Linked DNA regions of Homo sapiens: region 2 is linked to region 1. A link is an interaction called in ENCODE POLR2A ChIA-PET data of the cell type or tissue named here. Cell type or tissue: GM12878. All regions are shown on one strand. Each heading gives the region's core, and the rest is flanking DNA. Links, peaks and the distances in the headings are about the cores only.

What was found. Peaks named below come from ENCODE experiments on the same cell type or tissue, not always from the same donor. Only the 100,000 strongest peaks of a DNase experiment are listed, where the experiment ranks them.
Region 2: POLR2A ChIA-PET joins it to region 1 with 10 read pairs; 3 of 35 experiments call an interaction of 5 or more read pairs at or near these places.

What each region holds. Positions count from the first base shown.
Region 1 is chr6:11,402,890-11,407,283 of GRCh38, forward strand. No RefSeq gene overlaps it. Among named protein-coding and RNA genes, the nearest start is that of TMEM170B, 130 kb to the right of the region's middle. In GM12878, for the core only: no CTCF peak of the experiment used is centred there; no DNase peak of the experiment used is centred there; H3K27ac peaks cover 377 bases.
Region 2 is chr6:11,485,356-11,489,749 of GRCh38, forward strand. LOC105374928 (a long non-coding RNA gene) reads left to right here. Exons shown (of 5, transcript NR_187824.1): 2 at 2,210-2,356. Among named protein-coding and RNA genes, the nearest start is that of TMEM170B, 50 kb to the right of the region's middle. In GM12878, for the core only: no CTCF peak of the experiment used is centred there; no DNase peak of the experiment used is centred there.

The DNA.
Region 1 (4,394 bases), core at 207-4,206:
AGCCCACGCCCACCGGGAACTCTAGCTGGCCCGCAAGCGCCGCGCACAGCCCCGGTTCCCGCTCGCGCCTCTCCCTCCACACCTCCCTGCAAGCTGAGGGAGCCGGCTCCGGCCTTGGCCAGCCCGGAAAGGGGCTCCTACGGTGCAGCGGTGGGCTGAAGGGCTCCTCAAGTGCCGCCAAAGTGGGAGCCCAGGCAGAGGAGGCGCCGAGAGCGAGCGAGGGCTGTGAGGACTGCTAAGGATGTGAAAGAGACATAATATGGTTTTATGCAGAATGCTTTTTGAAAGCCAGCCGTGTGTCAACTGCTATCTAGGCAGCAGAGGTAACAACAGTGAACCGTGAACAGGAAACCCAGGGAGCTTACATTCTGGAGGGAGGTGGACAGATAATAACAAGAAAACAAATAAGCAAAGTCATTTCAGATGATAGAAGTGCTGTAAAAAAAATAAAAATAGCATAATGCGATGCATCCTGGGGTGCTGCTCTAGTGGGAGGTAATTGTTGAGCCAAGAACTAACCATGCAGTGGAACCAGTCATGCAAGGACATGGGGTCAGAACATTCTGGGTACAGCAATAGTGTGTTCCTTTTCCTTGCAAGGGAAGAGGAAGGCAGCGGCCTTGAGGCAGGAGTGAGCAAGGAGGTAGGTGAGGATCAGTTACGTGTTACTGGACCCTGGGAAGCAGGAGGGGAAACAGTAGGAAATGAAGTCAAAAGATCAGCAAGGACCAAGTCATGCGGGGGCTCTGAAGCTGCAATAGAGAGTTTACATTTCATTTTAAATGTGGGAACAAAATAATTCAATTTTTTAAAAAGATAGCCAGGATCATAGATAGCCCTTGCTATCTTTTTTAAAAGGTGGCAAGCAAGCTCAGGACTGTGCTGTAGGAAGGTGAATCTGTCAGCAACATGTGGAACGGCCGGCAGAGGAAAGAGAGGCTCTTGAAATGCCTGCAATTGACGGTTAAGGAGAGCCTAAATGGGAAGTCAGACTTATGCTTCCAAATGAGGTTACAAGAAGTGACATACAAGATTCAAATAATACCCAACTCTCTTGATCCTAGGCATGCAAGGCCAAGAGCCTCTCAATAAGTCCCTCATTTAATCTCCACGACCCCACAATGCGTGTTAGAAATGCTGGTTTCCAGGGTTTTAACCTGGACCTGCTAAAAGAGAGACCACAAGGCCTCTGGTTGTCAATACATAACTGAGGCGGGAGAACAGGGTCTGGAGCTAGGGAACGTAAGTACTTCCTCGAACTAAATCAAATGAAAAACTCCAAGTCTCTACGACCAAGTAAGTAACTTTGTAACGTCACTTCATCCTCTTCATTTGCATAGGGTGTACACCAGGTAACCAATGGGAAACCTCTAGAGGGTATCTAAACCCCAGAAGATTCTGTAACCAGCTCTCTAGAGCCGCTTGCTCGGTCCTGCTCCCACCCTGTGGAGCGCTTCCGTTTTCAATACATTTCTGCCTTTGTTGCTTCATTCTTTCTTTGCTTTGTGTGGTTTGTCCAATTCTTTGTTCAAAACGCCAAGAACCTGGACACCCTCCACTGGTAACATAACTACTTTTGGGCAATTTTTAAATTCAGGGGAGGTTGGAATTAATGAGTGGGCCTCCACTTTCTTCTGCCAAAAGGGAATGAAGATGCTTATTATTTTCTGAGTGCTAGCATAGCTCTCTCTTACCCTTGGTGCCTTTCTTTAAATGCTGCAGCTCAACTTACAACCTGAGTAGTGAGATGGGAATTCCAGGATGAATCCACTTTAAACATACCAACTAGCTCACGTACCCCTGAACCTAAAATAAAAGTTAAAAAAAAAACATTAAAAAAGATTACAAAATATGTTCATGTATATTAACACTGTTCTGGTGATACGAACATTATGTAAATTAACTACTCGGTGTCTTGATTTAGTGTTATATAAACATTGCTAAAATTAAAAAAAAAAAACCAACAACTAGCAGGATGCTGGTGCCTCCTGAGGAAGCTCTGCTGCCTCTGGCAGGCATTGGTTTATTTAAAGCTAAGGCCAACCTTGGGGCAACGCTTTCCACTGCAATCCTCACGCATATTTTAATGTAAATGAGTTTCAGATCCTTTTTGAGAGAAGATTTTGCCTGGGAAATGGGACAGATCTGGGCCTAGAGTGCCTGGTAACGAACTTAGGGGAATAGAATGGGGAAGGGGATAGGGGAAGGAGGTGGCCTAGGGCACTGCACTTCACTTCCTTCACACATTTGCCCAGAGCCAGGAAACAGCCCTCGCCCCCTTCCTGAGCAGAGGGCTCTTAAAATAATGAAGAAGAAGAAAAAAATGTGGGTTTATAACTTTGCATTATTTGTGCTTGATTAGATTCTAACCTTAAAATATATATTTCTTTAAAAAGAAAACTCTGATCTGCATTTTTGACCATTTTTCTCTTGGCGTAGCTACTAGGCTGCCTTTTGCCATCTCCAGACCAGAAAAGCTTTCCTGGGCACAGGGAAGCCACAAGGCACAGTGGGGAGAATTGTGCACTTCAAATTTAATGTCATAGAAATAGGGAGATGACAGAAGCAGAAGGAAGGAAAGTCACCACTCACCATGCACTGACAGCATGCCCTGCTCTGTGCAGACATCTCTCCTGTAGATTAACTCAAGGGCTCCCCACTTTCCTCTGGTTTTCCTTTGAATCCCCACGATCGTAGATTTGCTCAAATGGTGACCACCCCTCCTGCCGAGTAATCTGTGTAAGCAGTAGCAATACCTAATATTTACCGCCCTTGTAACACACGCTAGGTGTTTTCCAGGAATTCCTTCATTGAATACTCTCAACACCTTAAGAGATGGGTCCTCATTTTCAAATAAAATTACTGACCCCTAGAGATACTGAGTGTCTTGTCCAGAATCAACAGTGCCATGATTTGATCCTAAGCCACTGGGTTCTAGAGATCATCGGTTTAGCTCTTACGTGATAGTGCTTTGACTTGTCAGGAAAGGCACAAAATTATACTTGCTCTGGTAAAATTCCCCGCTAATTTTATGTTTGAGGTCTTCAGGCTTCTTATTTTTTTTTTTTTTTTGCTCCCTTTTCTCCCTAAAAGCATCTCCTCTTCAACTTAGGTACCCAAAGCCTTGTCATATTATATATGTCATATTACATATCCCACTACCACCACCACCTCTTTTCTTAAAAGATTTACCCAATAAGATTTACTCATTCATGCTGCTATGCCTTCTAGGCACAAATGCATTTTTGGACTTTTCATCTCTATGAAACATTTTTTTCTTCTGAGAATTTTCAGCTATCCAGTAGCAGATCCATTTGCCTCTTGACCATGGTTTTGAGATGTCTTGGAATACCTGGGTGTGGAAACCTTCTCTCTAGGGTTTCCTGCTTACCTGCAGAGGGTGAGCCTCAGAACCAGACACTGGATGTATGTTCTCTGGGAGATGTTGAGCATTCATTCATTTATTCATTCATTCATCAAGTATGTATGATTGCTCCGACTGGCACTGGAGACTCTGGAAATCAAAACAAACATTGCTCCTTCTACCACAAAGCTCACAATGCACAGTCAATGACAGACATTAAGTAAGAAACTTCGATGAAAAATATATAGTTCTCAAACTACCTATTGGGTACAATATTTGGGTGATGGGTACACTAGAAGCCCAGATTTCACCACTATACAATTCATCCATGTAAGCAAAAACAACTTGTACTTTTAAAGCTATTTAAATTTTTAAAAAGGGGATTGTAACAACCTTCTTGATAAAAAAAAAAAAAAAGAAAGAACACTCCTCACCTCCATTTGTCGTTTCTTTTTTTGTTGAGACAGAGTCTTGCTCTTTCGCCCAGGCTGAAGTGCAGTGGCGCGATCTCGGCTCACTGCAAGCTCTGCCTCCCGGGTTCACACCATTCTCCTGCCTCAGCCTCCTGAATAGCTGGGACTACAGGTGCCCGCCACCACACCCGGCTAATTGTTTGTATTTTAAGTAGAGACGGGGTTTCACTGTGTTAGTCAGGATGGTCTCGATCTCCTGACCTTGTGATCCGCCTGCCTCAGCCTCTCAACCATTTGTCTTTTCTTTCCTCTTCCTTTCTCCCACCATTGGCATACCTTTGCCCCAAGGCTCCCAAATGCTGTGTGTGTTTACCCTTCTTTCCTCCCTGGTGCCAGTATCCTGGCTTGGACCTATCTCACTTCTGCCTAAGGGATGATCATCATGTTTGAACCAGCTCATTGTCAGCCAGGAAACCCATGGTTTAGTGGCCATTTTTCTCTGCTATGAAACTTCTGGTCATTTGAAACATGCAGGACAGGGTACAGCAAAAAGAACAGAGAGTAGTTGGTGGTCAAGTTCACAATGCCCATTAATTCATTCATGTATTCATTCAGCA
Region 2 (4,394 bases), core at 144-4,143, 82 kb after region 1:
CACAGATAATTTGTGCAGACTGGATTGGTGGTCTCCGTTGCATGTATTGGTATCTGTGACAGGCAGAATCTAGGTCACAAGCTACCAGACTCACAGCACAATGCCTGGCATTGTGTCAATTACATGAATCCATGGAAACGAAGAGGAGAAGCTTGAATTTCACCCATAGCATCATGGGGAAAATGATGAGTTTTTTGACAGAGGCCGAAATAGTGTCTGGCCATTTTCTCCTTCCTTTGGGACATCAGGATGATCCAGAGATACTTCCCAACAAACTAAGCTCAGTTAGCCATGCTTCATTCAAACTCAAAGGCTTGGCCTTATCTCTAAATAAAATACATGGAAGACAACCACTCAGGGGGGTGGAAATCAGAGATTTAGGACACCCTGGGATACAACAACAACAACAGTATAGCGGGGGACAGGAAGGCCCCAAGACAATGAGGCTTTAAGTTTCCCTAAAACTAAAAGAGCTGTGCTTTTGAAAGCTTGTCATCTGAAACGAACAGAGGATTGACAGAGAAAATTAGTTTGACATTCTGAGGACACAGTGTTGAAAAAAAAAAAAAAAAACTAAGAAAAATTTGCTGCAAAAAAACAACAGAAACCAAATCTAAAATAAAATGTAATTGTAAATACTTAAACGCACATCCCCTCATAAATTTCCCAGCGGCCCTGGATTTCTCTCATGAAAGCAGGTGCTGGAAGAGAATCAACAGATCAGAGATACAAACACCAAAGGAAAGAATAAGACCTTCTTGGTTAAGTTTAGGTCCATTCGTCCAACTTGGCTTCACATAGTTAAAATTCATACTGAAGTCACTTTGGAATGTTTGCAACCAGTCATTTGCCCCAGCTAGGAACAAAGCTAGGGGTGAGCATAAGAATGCAAAACAAGCAGAAGTCATTAAGAAGAAGGTAGCCCAAGAGTCTCAGGCTTTTATATGAAGCTGTGGGATCAGGGAGTCATTTTCCCATCCATTCTTTTCTCATGATTAACTAAGATAATGTCCCTGTGTCTTTGCTCTCTCTATCATCCTCTCTCCTTTCTGGAAAACCGCATCCTTTGTCAGGGGTATGGTAAGTGGGAAGGCCTCTAGGCTGAGATTGGAGACCCTTGAGGCTTGCACTTAGTGCTAATACATGCAGTGTGATTCTGAACTCACATTCTTCAAGAGTGAAGTGAAAAGTTTAGGCTGCATGCTCTCTGCCTGCCCGGGCCGCGGTAACACAGTACTGTACACTGCGCAGCCTAAGTAACAGAAATTTATTTCCTCACTCAAGGCTTTGATAGGGCTGGTTTCTCCTGAGGCTTTTCTCCGTGGCTTGCAGATGACATCTTCTCCCTGTGTCCTCACACAGTCTTCCCTTTGTTATGTCTATGTCCTCATCTTCTCTTCTTATAAGGACACCAGTCGGGTTGGATTTCGGCCCACTGCATGAACTCATTTTACCTTAATTCCCTCTTTAAAGACCCCATCTCCAAATACAGTCACATTCTGAAGAACTGGGGGTTAGGACTTCCACATATAAATTTTGGAAGAGATACACTTCAGATAATAATCTCCAAGGTTGCTTTCCGTTCCAGAGTCATTGGATTTTTTTTTCTCTTTCAAGTACTGACTTTTCATTAATTTATCTTTCCAGTACTAAAAGGGAAGATTCAGCCTGCTATGTTTAGAAAAGATTGCAAAGGACTGAAGTTGTACTTTTCAGCTATCTGTAACCTTGGTCTCTTTAAAATAAAGCCATTCCAAGCCCAGCATGGAGGCTTATCCCTGTAATCCCGGAACTGTGGGAGGCTGAGGCAGGAGGATTGCTCATGGTGACGTGTGGGTCTGTAGTACCCCAGGAGTTCAAGGCTGCAGTGAGCTATGATCACACCACTGCACTCCAGCCTGGGTGTCAGAGCAAGACTCTGGTTTGTTTGTTTGTTTATTTGTTTGTTAAAGCTATTCTGTAGGGCAGAGGGCACTATTCCAGAGTCTGTGAGTAAACCTAAAATTTCTGTACTTTCTCAAAAATGAGACCATTGCACCTATGGCCATTAGAGAATCTTTTGAAAGAGGCTTGCCCTATGAGAATTTTCTAGGATTACTTTTTGAAGGGCATCAAGACTTTCGCCTCACTGTCTTCAGGACTATCCCATGCCTTGGCTATGTTCTTTCAGATGCAAAAGACAGATGTTGTGTTCTGTTTTTTTCATAAGGATGCAAGAGAAGATAAGGAAGACAAGATCTCAACCACTTTCAGCAAAGCTTTGCGGAGAATGCAACATCCTTCAAGACACCATGAAGCTCCACGCATCTGGTCATCTTGTTTCTTCAGGGAATAAATTTATTGTTCTCTGCTTCAGGTGACTGGAGGAGACAAAGTGATCCCCCATTTATGTCTCTGCCTCTACCTTCCCTGCTGCTACCTGCAACTCTCTGGTGTCTTTGGGGGGTTCCAACTCCTTGACGGGGAGGGCGAGTTCCCTGGGCAATTGGCCATCAGTGCACCCTGCCTCTATTGGGAAGAGCTCTTCTACCAGGCTGTTCCATTCTCACAAGTAAGCCTAAAAGAGATGGCTCCCTCAGTGGTTTACCTCTGGTCCTATCAATCTGATGATGAGGCCACTTAGTTCTAAGTAAAGTGACAGATGACCAAGGACTTTCTTTGAAGAGACATTGGGTTGGCCAGGCGCGGTGGCTCTTGCTTGTAATCCCAGCACTTTGGGAGGCCGAGGTGGGCAGATAACCTGAGGTCGGGAGTTTGAGACCAGCCTGGCCAACATGGAGAGACCCTCTCTCTACTAAAAGTACAAAATTAGCTGGATGTGGTGGCACATGCCTGTAATCCCAGCTACTCAGGGGGCTGAGGCAGGAGAATTGCTTGAACCTGGGAGGCGGAGGTTGCAGTGAGCCGAGATTGCACCACTGCACTCCAGCCTGGGCAACAAGAGAGAAACTGTCTCAAAAAAAAAGAAAAAAGAAAAGACATTGGGTGTTCTTGATACTTTAAGATTTCACAGACGAAGAAAATGCAAGTCAGCAAGCAGGTTGCTGAGTATTCCCAGGGTATTCCATCCTTTTCTTCCATTTACCAAAGAGCTAAAGAGTAGTTTATATTCATTGCCTTCACTTTTGCATCTTCACTTTTTTTATACTTCATTTGTTTACCATATCCCTGAAATCCTAGCAGTCTGACATCTGAGAGCCTACCTTCTTTCCCTTAACTCTAACTGAAATTAACTCCCAACTTTAATATCCATTTGTCTTTCTCTCCCCCAACTTGCTGCTGTGTTTAAAACTATTGATTGACAACCCTACTTGTAAAGGCCCCTACCTTGGCTCCTATGACTGCATTATCCTGGGGGTGGGCAGGAAACCCTAGGGAAAGCCTTTCATCAATGAACCTGGATGTGAGTCCTGATTTTTCTCAATACTATCTATGTCACACTGTGTATGTTAATTTTGTTCAATAAGCTTTATTCTTGTTCACCTCGTATATTTGTGACGATTGAGTAATGGGGAAGAATATATTTGTGATGACTGAGTAATGGGGAAGAATTTTGGATAACACCAGGGTTTGGGCTTAGGTGAATAAGAGAATAAATGTGCAGATATTCAAGGCTTACTTCTTATACGTAATTAGTTGCTAAGAGAGATTAACTTCACTTCTATCACGTCTCCCAGATTTATTCCTCCTCTTCATTTTTATTACCTTGGTAGAACTCTTCACCACCTTTGACTTGGCCTAGTGGTTAATGAGCTGAGTTCTGAGCAGCTTTTGGGATTTCCAGGGAGATTCCTCAAGGACTTCTCCTCATTTTAGCAAGGTTAGCTCCACTTTCATCTGTTTTATTTATGTGTTTGTTTTTTTATTTGAAGAAAATATTTTCATTTTCAACTTTAATAAGAAACGACACTTACCCAGTTATTGATTCTGCCTCATCATCGGTCTCTATCTTCAGATCACCTCCCATATGATCTTAGAGTCAGTTCTCTGATTACTTATCCTGAAGCATATTTCTGATCCTGTCATATTGCATTGCCCGGAAATCTACTGTCCAAAATAGCAGTCCTTGGCCATTTGACTACTTAAGTTCGTTAAAATTAAATTAAATTAAATTAAATTAAAAATTCAGTTTCTTAGTGGCACTAGCCATATTTCAAATGCTTAATAGCCACCTGTATCTAGTGGCCTCCATTTTGAACAACTCATTGTTAGAACAGTTCCATCATTCTGGAAATTTGTATTGGATAGAGCTGTGCTAGATAGCTTGATAAACATTTCTGACCTTGGCATTAGGATTTAAAATCTATCTTTACCTGGCTCCTCTGCTGCTGTTTTCCTTTATAAAATGCTTCTGTAAGACTGAACTGTTTTCAAACATGCCATACTCAATTCCT